Linked DNA regions of Homo sapiens: region 2 is linked to region 1. A link is a loop called in an ENCODE intact Hi-C map of the cell type or tissue named here. Cell type or tissue: PC-9. All regions are shown on one strand. Links, peaks and the distances in the headings refer to the core of each region. The heading gives the core; the rest is flanking DNA.

The links. A loop is a pair of places that touch in the nucleus more often than their neighbours do. Peaks named below come from ENCODE experiments on the same cell type or tissue, not always from the same donor. Only the 100,000 strongest peaks of a DNase experiment are listed, where the experiment ranks them.
Region 2: it touches region 1 in a loop (10-fold over the local background); 1 of 110 quality-filtered maps calls a loop at or near these places.

Annotation. Positions count from the first base shown.
Region 1 is chr7:30,224,357-30,229,738 of GRCh38, forward strand. It overlaps LOC124901607 (a long non-coding RNA gene), which reads left to right. Exons shown (of 3, transcript XR_007060274.1): 2 at 3,294-3,389. Among named protein-coding and RNA genes, the nearest start is that of ZNRF2, 58 kb to the right of the region's middle. In PC-9, for the core only: a CTCF peak has its summit at 2,577; DNase peaks (open chromatin) are centred at 485, 1,745 and 2,635; H3K4me3 peaks cover 500 bases; H3K27ac peaks cover 2,769 bases.
Region 2 is chr7:30,140,312-30,145,693 of GRCh38, forward strand. The region is part of intron 1 of MTURN (maturin, neural progenitor differentiation regulator homolog); the gene reads left to right. Among named protein-coding and RNA genes, the nearest start is that of MTURN, 8.0 kb to the left of the region's middle. In PC-9, for the core only: no CTCF peak of the experiment used is centred there; DNase peaks (open chromatin) are centred at 2,620 and 3,660; H3K4me3 peaks cover 888 bases; H3K27ac peaks cover 1,659 bases; H3K27me3 peaks cover 501 bases.

The DNA of each region.
Region 1 (5,382 bases), core at 267-5,266:
GTGCAATAAAATCCTGTGCTTTTAAGTCACTATTTCTTTAGGTCTCCGAGATGTGGATGGACCAATATCTATCTTACTCAGTGAATGTAGGAAGAAGATGATTTAAAGAAGGAAGAGAAATGTGGCTGATATGTCAGATAAGATGAGGACTGAAGCTTCCTCTTGGTTGAGCAATAAAAAATTCACTGGTGACTCCAGGAAGAGCATTTTTAAAGGTGATAGGACCATTGGAAGGCCAATTTTAAGAGTGGGCTCAAGGCAAGGAAGGATGGACAGCAAGGATCAGCACTTTGTTAAGAAATTTAGCGGTAAAGGAGGCAAGAGCTGGAGAGTGACATGGGGTTGAAAAAAATCCTGCTTCACTTCTCTGTTTCTGTTTCATGGGACTCTCCAAGAATGGGTCTCTCCATCCTAACAAAAATCGCTTGTGTTCTCAGCCTATTTTGCTTACTCATAATTGTGTAACAAACCACTTCAAGAAACTTAGTGGCTTAGACTATGATGATTTATAATTTCTCAGGACTCTGTGGGTTGACTGGGCAGTTCTCTTCATGTGGTGTGGGCTGGAGCACTAGTATGCTTGAAATGTCCAAATGGCTGGCTGTGGCTGCTGGCTGCTGCCTGGGAGCTCAGCTAGGGCTCTCAGCCAGGGGTCTTGGTTTTCTTCCAGGGGTCCTTTCTATGTCGTTGCTTGAGCTTCCTCCCAGCATGACAGCTAAATTCCAAGATGAAACATTTCAAGAGTGCAAACACATAAACTGCTAGTCTTTTCTAAGGCTTAAGCCTGAAACTAGCATAGCATCACTTTCACCACATTCCATTATTTAAAATAGATCACAAGGCAGCCCAGATTCAAGGGAGAGGAGACTACACAAGTGTATGAATACAAGGAGGCATGGAAGACCACCAAAATAAAAACCTAACAAGTAGAAATGACCCAGAGAAGAGAGAGAGGTTGCAAAGGGGTTGCAGGAAATTTGGTGGAGGGGTGAGGGATATGTTTTTATTTTAATTGTAGTGATGGTTTTACAGGCTGACTCATGTCAAGCTTATCAAATTATACACTTTAAATTTGTACAGTTTGTTGTATATCAATTATACCTCAAATACGTCTTTTTTTTAAAAGTGCAATCTACTTACAGAGTAAATATTTCAGTAAATTGTGGTATATCCATTAGGTAAAATATTTTATAGCAATTACCAGTGATAAGAACAGTGTGAAATAGCAGGAGAAATGTTTCTGATGTAAAGACAAATGAAAAAAGCAAGTATGAAATTCTGGGTACACTGAAAATTTTGTAAAAATGTGTATATGTGGGCAAGGCTAGGAAAGCATTCACAGAATGAAAATACCATCATTAGGCAGGTGGAATAGCATGGATTTTCCCCTTCAATTGTCCGCATTTTCTGCTCTGTTGCTATATTTGCTTTATAATTAATCTCTTGATCCTTCTATTTTTGCACTCATTCTCTTATCTGCAGGCCTTCCACATGGGTCAGGCCTCTTCAGCTGAGGCTCTGGCAGTGTAAATCCTGCGTCTGTCTAAAGCACTTTGTTTCTGTGTGGTTCACTCCTGATACAGGGCCACTTGTGCGAGAGTTGAGAGGGAGACAGGCAGGGCTCTTGGGGAGTGATACAGCACTTATGTGTTCGTCAATTCTAATAACAGGCTTGCTCCTTCTCCCACCTGGGGCTGTCACTCTGGCTTCCAAATCCAGACAGGTTTCTGTTTCAAAATTACTTCCTTATTAGTCATTCCCTTTCCACTTCCCTTTTCTGCCACCTTCTTATAAAACACACTGGTTCAGCAAGCTCTGTGTGTCTGAATCACTGCCAGGCCTCAGCTCCCTCCCTGGCTGCCCCAGCTGCTCCCCCACCATTTAGCAGAACCATGCAGGCATCCAGAAATGGGGAAACAGCTACAGCTGGTGTCAGCTGCAAAGTTTCTCTCCTGCCCCTCCATCTCTCCCCCTCTTTCCTGACATGTTATATTTTCACAAGAAGGGACTTGGAGAAACGTGCTATTATTCTTTTCTGGGTGACACACAATCACAAAGGCAATCTTCCTGGGAGATGGGCTTAGCAGGGCCAATGCCAGCAATAGGGAGAGAAGGGAGTTAGGCCTTTTAATCACACTCCTTTGGCTCGGTGTATCCATTTTGCCTCCCACGATGGTGCTTGCTGTCTGCTTCGGGTCAGCTCTGCCCCTCAGGGTGATGAGCAAGGAAAGACAGGTGATGGCAGGTTGACATTTACGATCTCACGAGCCAAACTGCTGCCTGCATGCCCAGAAGGATGTGAGGGTACCATGATGGAGGATTGCAAGTGAGAGCCAGAGAGGCACCTGCCAAGCCCCGTCACCTGGCTGCACACACGGTGAGGGAGGGACGAGGTGGAGAGGAATTGTGTGAAGGGAGCAGGGGCCAGCTCTGAGCCATATGTTCTGTTGGGGAGGCTTTTCAGCTATGAGCAGGCAGCCTGATACCTGTTAAATGGCTCCTCAAAGTGGCTACACTAAGACTCAACCCGGTAAGACAGAATGGCAATGTGTTGTCAACTTGATTTGTTCTTAAAATGGGACTTTTTTTTCCTTTGGGCAGAAGGCCTGTCAATTTCCAGCAGGGGCAGCGCAGTCCGCTTCCAGGGAAAACTTAGGTCCTTGCCAGCAGGTGGGGCAGGTGGCCTCCAACCGTGGTTTTTCTCCTCTCACCAGTCCTGTGTTCTCCCTCAAGGTAGCCTTTCAAAGCCATGTTTTCTCCTTCTTCTCTGCTTACACCTCCCGCTGCCTCGCTCACTGTTTTTTTTTGTTTGTTTGTTTTGAGACAGGGTCACTGTCTTTTTAACTGTCCCTTCTCTTTCCTCTTCTGCCTTTTCGTGTTCCTTTTCAGGCAAGAAAAAATGCAAACACGTGCCCATGTGCACACCCACCCAACCCACACACAAGAATTCTGGAAAGAAATAGAGTACCAAAATGTCTTCCTTTCCAGCATTTGTGATTTGCATAATTTAAAACTGCATGTCCCTAACCATTTCATTATTATATTAAATATATAGTATTTCAAAACAGTGGGGGAAAATGATCAAGTTGGACCCACAATGACTTAAAGTTATATTTATGCCTTATCCAGAAAGCTTTCTTTTCAAGAAGAAAATGAGTGACTTTAGAAAATGTATACATTGAGATTACTTTTTAAGGTTAAAAAATGCCAACAATAATGTTAAAAAGTGATGATGCTTGAAATCCTTTAGATGCTCTAAGTACTGGTAATAAACATGTTCTATTTTATTTGAGTTTTTACAGATTGAGAAACTGAAGGACAGATAAGACTCGACTCTCCTGAATCCCAGGCCCTTGCTGGGTCCCCACAAGGTGGTGAGGTCCTTGAAGGTAGGATCTGTTTTATTGAAACATCTTTGCAGCCCCTTTAGGTCTGGAACACAGTAGGGACTCAATAAATGTCTGTGGAATTTAACTATTTCCTGGAAATGACCAACAATATTAATATGTTGAACATGAGGACTTTTAGTAGGATAATTAATAATTTAATAAATATATACATTCTATATTTTCCTTATATCTTGGTAACCAAAAGGGAATTACTTGAGCTAGCAAACTGCAGCCAGTAATGGACAGCAGCAGCCACATTAAGAATGTCTTATTTTCCCAAAGGGATACGATTTTCACATATGGCATTAATTTCTGGGAGTTTGTGAGACAACTGGGACCATTTGAACAATTTTACAGAGATTTAGCTGCTTATACTGAGCTGTGTTGCTCAACCTGACTTACTCCAAAGCCTGAAAGGATGTAGTTCAGGTGTGTTTGGCAGCTGAATGAGGCCACAGTGTTTAGTGTTGGGTTAGCCCGTGATTCTCCACCAGGCTACGTGTCAGAATCACCTGTGGAACGTCTTAATCGATTCCTATTTCCAAGGTCCCTCGTTAAACCAGTTAAATCAGAATCTCAGGAGTAGGGTCTAGGCATTACATTTTTGAAGCTCTCTGGAGGGGTCTCAAAAGAGGCACAAAGAATGAGTGGTGAGAGGGGAGAGCTCCTTCTTGCTTTCTACAAGCTCCAAGTTTGCTTTTAGCCGATAGTGTTAGCCCAGTGTTGTTCAAACCTTAATGTGTACACGTATCGCCTGGGGATCTTGCTGAAATGCAGCTTCTGACTTGGTAGATCTGGCCTGCCGGTGCAGATGCAACTGGTTAGCAGGCCACCATAGGCAGCAAGGATCCAGAGCTGCACAGGCCAATATGGTGGCCACAGGACATGTGTGGCTATTGAGTGTGTGAAACATGGCTAGTCCAAGTTGCAATGTGCTGTAAGCATAAAATAAACACCAGATTTGGAAGCTTTTGTACCAAAACATAGATATATCCATAATAATTTTTATCTTGGTTACATGTCAAAATGATAATATCTTAGACATACTGAGTTAAATAAAATACACTATGAAATTAATCTCGCCTGTTCCTTCTTTTCTTGTTTTAGCGTAACTACTAGAAAATTTGACGTTATCCTAAGCAAATTAATGCAGGAACAGAAAAGCAAATACCACATGTTCTCACTTGTAAGTGGGAGCTACACATTAGCTACTTATGGATATAAAGATGGCAACAATAGACAATAGAGACTACTAGAGGTAGGAGGAAGGAAGTGGGGCAAGGGTTGAAAAACTAACTATTGGGTACTATGCTCACTATTTGGGTGATGGCATCCATTGTACCCCAAACCTCAGCATCATACAATATACCCATGTAACAAACCTGCATATGTAACCCTGGATCTAGGATAAAAGTTGAAATTATTTTTAAAAAGAAAATTAAAAATTACTTATTGACTTGCATTGACTTTCTATTGGGCAGCGCTGGTCTAGGAAACTGTTCAATGCTTGGTGGCAACTGCATAGTGGCAAGGGTGTTTAAATGGGATGAATGCAGTGGCTGGGGAAGTGGTTACCTGCCTAGAATTCAGACTCTACAGGTATAAATTAAGAACAATCATGGCTATCATTTATGAGTGCTTCTACGACCTATCACTGTTCTAAACACTTTACATGAATTATCTCATTTAGTGCTCATAGCAGCCCATGAGGTAAGCATCTCTATTATTCCCATTTCACAGATGGGGAATTTAAGGCAGAGGCAGTTTCAGCAACTTGCCTCAGCTAGCAAGTGAAAGGGTTTAGGGTTGAGCTTTAGAAAGCTCCCTCTCCCTCTGCCCTCTGTTTTAGTCCATTTGTGCTGCTATAACAAAATACCACAGACTAGGTAATTTATAAACTATAGACATTTATTTCTCATGGTTCTGAAAGCTGGAAGTCCCAGGTCAAGGTGCCAGCAGGATTGGTGTCTGGTGGGGGCTGCTCTCTGCTTCC
Region 2 (5,382 bases), core at 87-5,086, 84 kb before region 1:
AGGTAGTAATCATGATATTATTAAAGAAAAAGGCTTTATTTATGGCAGGACTGTGATTTAATTTTACATGTGTTTGTAGAGGGGTGTGTGTGTGTGTGTGTGTGTATCCCCATTTGTGGTCTGAACACATCTTTATTATTAACTATGTGATCAAATAACAGCCTTCTTATTTGGATAAAGAAAATAGAACTTATTTAAATGAGATTGAGTCCCGCTTATGTGCTGGTATAGTGGAGAGAAAGTACTTTCTTGTTGATTTAAACTCTACCCTGTTTCCTCCTCTGTCAGATAGGGACAGTCATGCCTGTATTACATGATTAGTGTGGGGATGAAATGAAGAGCTGTGCATGTGATGTGCTCAGTAGACATAAGGCCATTCCACATTGGCTGTGCCTGTTCATATAGAGAGGTTATTTCTGGGAAAATGAGAGGTCCTTTGTATATTCTTTGAGTGGTAGTCATGAGGAGAGTAGTTACGTCAATACAAGCTCAAGTGGATGGGCATAATCGCTTATTGGGCCCCTGCTAAATGAGAGTCAGTCTACAGGTTGTCCCCTGAAATCTTTAGATTCCCCCTGTAAATATAATTATTTTCTGTGACTTACAAATGAATACACGAGGCTCCGGTTAAACATTGCGCACAGAGTGTAGTTGAAAGGGTGCACACTCCTCCGTTGACATTCTGGCTCTGCCCTTGTTCCCTGTGTGACCACAGGCAAGTTACTTAACCTCCCTGAGCCTCAATTTCCTCACTGGTAAAATGGGTCAGTGGCTGACACACAGATCGGGCTAGTCCTAGGTATGGCCAGCTGTGCTCTTCCCACCATGTGCAGTGGCTCACACCTGTAATCCCAGCACTTTGGGAGGCCGAGGCGGGCGGATCACCTGAGGTCAGGAGTTCGACACCAGCCTGGCCAGCCTGGTGAAACCCCGTCTCTACTAAAACCACAAAAATTAGCTGGGCGTGGTGGTGGGCGCCTGTAATCCCAGCTACTTGGGAGGCTAAGTCAGGAGAATCAATTGATCCCGGGAGGCAGAGGTTGCAGCGAGCCAAGATCGCACCACTGCATTCCAGCCTGGGCGACAGAGCAAGACTCCGTCTCAAAAAAAAAAAAAAAAAAAGAGAAAAAAAGAAATATGTTGGGAGGCGTGTGGTGGACTGTGGCTTTTATCTTTTTCTGCCATCTGTTTCCAGGACAAGAATCAGGGTTTTGTTTTGGTATTTTATTTTGGAAACAGGGTCTCACTCTTGCTCACGCTGGAGTACAATGGTGTGATCAGAGCTCACCGTAACCTCAAATTCCTGGGCTGAAGCAGCCTGCTGCTTCATCCTGGCAAGTAGCCAGGACTACAGGTGCGCACCACCACACCCAGCTATTTTTCTTATTTTTTGTGGAGACTGGAGTCTTGCTCTGTTGACCAGGTGGTCTTGAACTCCTGGTCTCAAGCAGCTCTTCCGCCTTGGCCTCCCACAATGTTGGAATTACAGGTGTGAGCCACCAGGCCTGGCCAGGGATCCATTTTGGATTAAGACACACCAATTCAAAATGGACTCCCTCGGTACCGAGTGGCAGAAAACCCCCACTTCAGTACTCCAGTAAGAGTGAGTCCCAGAGCAAGGGCCCCAGAGGGAGGAGACACAGGAGTGTGTTCTTACCTCCCCTGCCACCCCCACCCTGCTTAAGCACCAGGAAGTCCAGCTGCATACCCACCAGGATTTAGAATAGTAGGGGTGCACACATTGTGCTCCCCCAAAAATGTCTGTAGGGTTGGACTACTTTAATGACTGGAGACCACTTTTTGATAAACTGGATATTCCGATCTACATTGTACAAAACAGGAAGGTGCTCATTTTCCTATTTGCAGGTGACATAGTTATATTCTCTTAAGCTGGGCAAGCTTTTATGATAAACTCTGGCCTGACTTCACAGGAAGAAGGGTCGCAGATGGCCTATACTCAAATCAAAGTGCTTATCGGATTTTCTGTAGGAAAGAGTAGACCACTCAGGCCAGGTTCGATGACAGCCACTTCACTGCAGCTCAGGCCAACCTGAGATTTGGAGCTGGCTATAGTCAGTAATGGCAATTGCTGTAGTTCTCCCGGAAAGATATTTAAATGTCACACCACCCACAACCCCCTTCAAATATGTAGTTAGCCAAAGTTCTGCTGTGCCCATGGTTCTCAAAGTGTGGTCCCAGAACCAGCCACATGAGCGTCAGCTGGGAATTTGTTGGAAATACATATTCTCAGCTCACTGAATAGTTCATTAGCTAAATAAACTGATTACCAAGCAGAGGTGGATACATTGCAATTCTGTCATTGTGTTTGAGTGATACACTTTTCTCAGTTAACTTTGCAATTTAAACTCTGCCCCCCCAGCACGCAACTCTGATCCACACTGAAGCTTGAGAACCGCTTCCCTCTACTCCCTGAAGCCTTTCCAGGCATTTCTCCTTTAGTCCAAGGGAGTCCTGCAGGCTGTTGACGCTCTGACTACCGCCTTATTAGAGAGTCAGTACTTTCCGTACCCAGATTCATGTTTGCCAGGGCGTTGCATTGTTCAGCGCTAGAGGTTCTCTGATTCCTGCTGTAGTTTTTTTCCTGGTCAAAATGAGTATTTGGTTACACATGCTTAAAATATTTTCCAAGTTGAAGTTACTGTGGCCACGCCCAGTGGCACAGGACTCCGGGCCTTCAGTTGTGCATTTGTCTTTGTACAGGACTAAATCCTGTTCTCAGGAGCACCAGCCCTGCCCATAGATGGTCTCTCCACTCCGCTTGGTTTTGGAATGGGCCCCTGTATCTTCCTAAGAGAATAACCGCTCTGCCCCCAACCCCCTGCCTGTTAATTTTCCTGAAGAGCACGTCTGTTTTATCTGTGGACACTACCTCGTGAGATTGATAGTGCCTCTTTCTTTGCATGGGCTACTTAGAAAGCTTTGCTGGCAAATCTGTGTCCCGTCTGTAGTAAGTAGCCAGGCCCTCATACCTTGCTCTGTTTGTCCTGGTCTCACTCTTGGATCTTATTTCCCTCCCTTTGTCCTTTTTTTTTTTTTTTCCCAATGACAGACTTAATTTTTAGTTCATTTTGTCTTGTATCTCGTGATACCTTGCCGGCTGCCTTGATTCATTTTGAAAGGAAGGAATTTAAATGGAACACCTCCTTGTTATGAGATACAATGGATATGAGACAACTAGCATTTAGTAAATGATGTCTTTTAAGTGACCGTGTACACCCGAATCTGAGTCCAAACCCCATGCCACTCTATCATGTGGACAAGGATTCAGTTACAACATTTTTTAAACCCCAAAACCTAACAGAACTGGTAATAGGTGGAGATAGCCAAATGAAGGAAGTTCAGACAGAAGGCCCTTTCGTGGGTATTAAGTCTTCCTTCAACATATAGTCCTAAATTGCTCTAAAAGGAGAGTAATGGAAATTGTGGTGTGAACAATCTCTTCATGAGGTTAGAAATGCCTTAGAAACACTTAGCTAAATATACTGTCTGATTACCAAGCAGTGGTGGCTACACTGCAGTTTATGATTCTGTTATTGTTTGAGTGATATACTTTTCTAAGTTTACTTTGTAATTTAAAGCCCAGATGTACTTACTTTTTAACAAAGTAGGTTTACAAGCTTTTCATAGGTGCACCTGCTTCTGAATTAACCGCAACCTGAGTTGCCTCAGGCAGTGCTCTCAGTGAGTCACATTGGGTGTCTGATTTACTCATTGTGTGACCATAGCCTTGTGGCAGATGGTAAGCCCACCCCTTCCCCTCTGTCTCCCCCATCCTCCTGCAGATGCAAAGGGGGAAAGAAGGTACTTAAGTCCACCATTTACTGAATATTCACTGCATGTCAGCTAGGCACTGTGCCAGGTACTTACTCAGCTTTTAACTCTGTCATCTTCACAAGTCTACAGAGGACAGGCTTCAAGTTTTTGAAATGTGGTGGTAGATGTTAATCCCCTCTTTAACTTGGATAATAATTTGAAATAAGCTGGAACTTTTACACATTTGAGTATGAAAATGGATGCTGAGCAGAACTTACTAAGTAGAACTTTTGTTGTTCTTCCAGAATCTCCACTGATTAAGAATCAACTGGCATAATGGATATACAAGTACTTTGTACCATTACACTTTTGTACAATGGAAGAGACTATTACATAAATGACATTGTGGTGGTTTGACAGCTTTAAGGGTCTCTAATTAGTAGGGAAGAGCATTTGAGCTGTTCGCTAAAGCTAGAGAGCCCAGACGTTGTCTTTATTGGGTTGGGGAAGCCTCTAGAGAAGTCTGCTGGCATGAGAGCAACGTGTGTCGAAAATGGACCTTTGCAACTATGAAACACAGATAATTGGGGTATAAAGATGGTACATTGGCACCTAGTTATTCTCATTTGGATCTGAGCAGTATTTTAAGTCTGTAGGTCTAGTTCTCAGAAACCCTGCAATGAGAAGAAAGGAGAGGAAATGTGTTTATTGAGTGATAGGGATATGGGGCCAGTGTGTGCTTGGCATGGACCATGTCTCCACATAAGTCTTCTATCCTGCTATCTGGCCGCTGCATCTTGTTCTTATCTGCCAGATGTCTTTCTTTCTCCCAGACCTCAATACTTTTTTTTTTTTTTTTTTTTTTTTGCCAGTGTTTAGCCATCCTGGATCCGTCCCCACTAAAGAGTGATTCTTGGTACCTGACAGATACTCTGATGTTACCCTGGAAGCCCCGTGTCCCTGACTTGCTTAGATATGCAGGGCAGGGTATTCTGCATTAAGAATGCTCAAACCTATTTCTTGGCCTTGTTCCAGGTCTTTGAACATTTATGAGAGAGGCTTGCCTAGTCTTAAAGATGTGCTAAAATGGATATCCTCACATGGAAAAAAGCCTTACCCAGTCTTCAGAAAAAATAAAACCTAGACTGGGCATGGTGGCTCACGCCTGTAGTCCCAGCAATTTGGGAGGCTGAGGCAGGTGGATCGAGACCAGCCTGGGCAACATGGCGAAACCCTGTCTCTACCAAAAATACAAAGAATTAGTCAGGTGTGGTGGTGCGCACCTGTAGTTCCACCTACTTGGGTGGCCAAGATGGGAGGGTCACTTGAATCTGGCAGGAAGAGGTTGCAGTGAGTTAAGATCATGCCACTGCACTCCAGCCTGGGCAACAGAGCAAAACCCTGTCTGAAAAAGAAAAAGAAAAAGAAACAAAAAATCTAAAACCGATCTCCTCTTAGTATGTGTTAGATTGTGAAATGATGCTTCGGTATGATGTCCTTTTAAAGCATTTTAGGGAAGGGAAGTTTTCAGAAAGCCTTTGTTTTCCAGTGACATAGTGGTGACTTGGTGGGTTCTCTTAAGTTATTTGCATTTGGAAGTAAATTTAC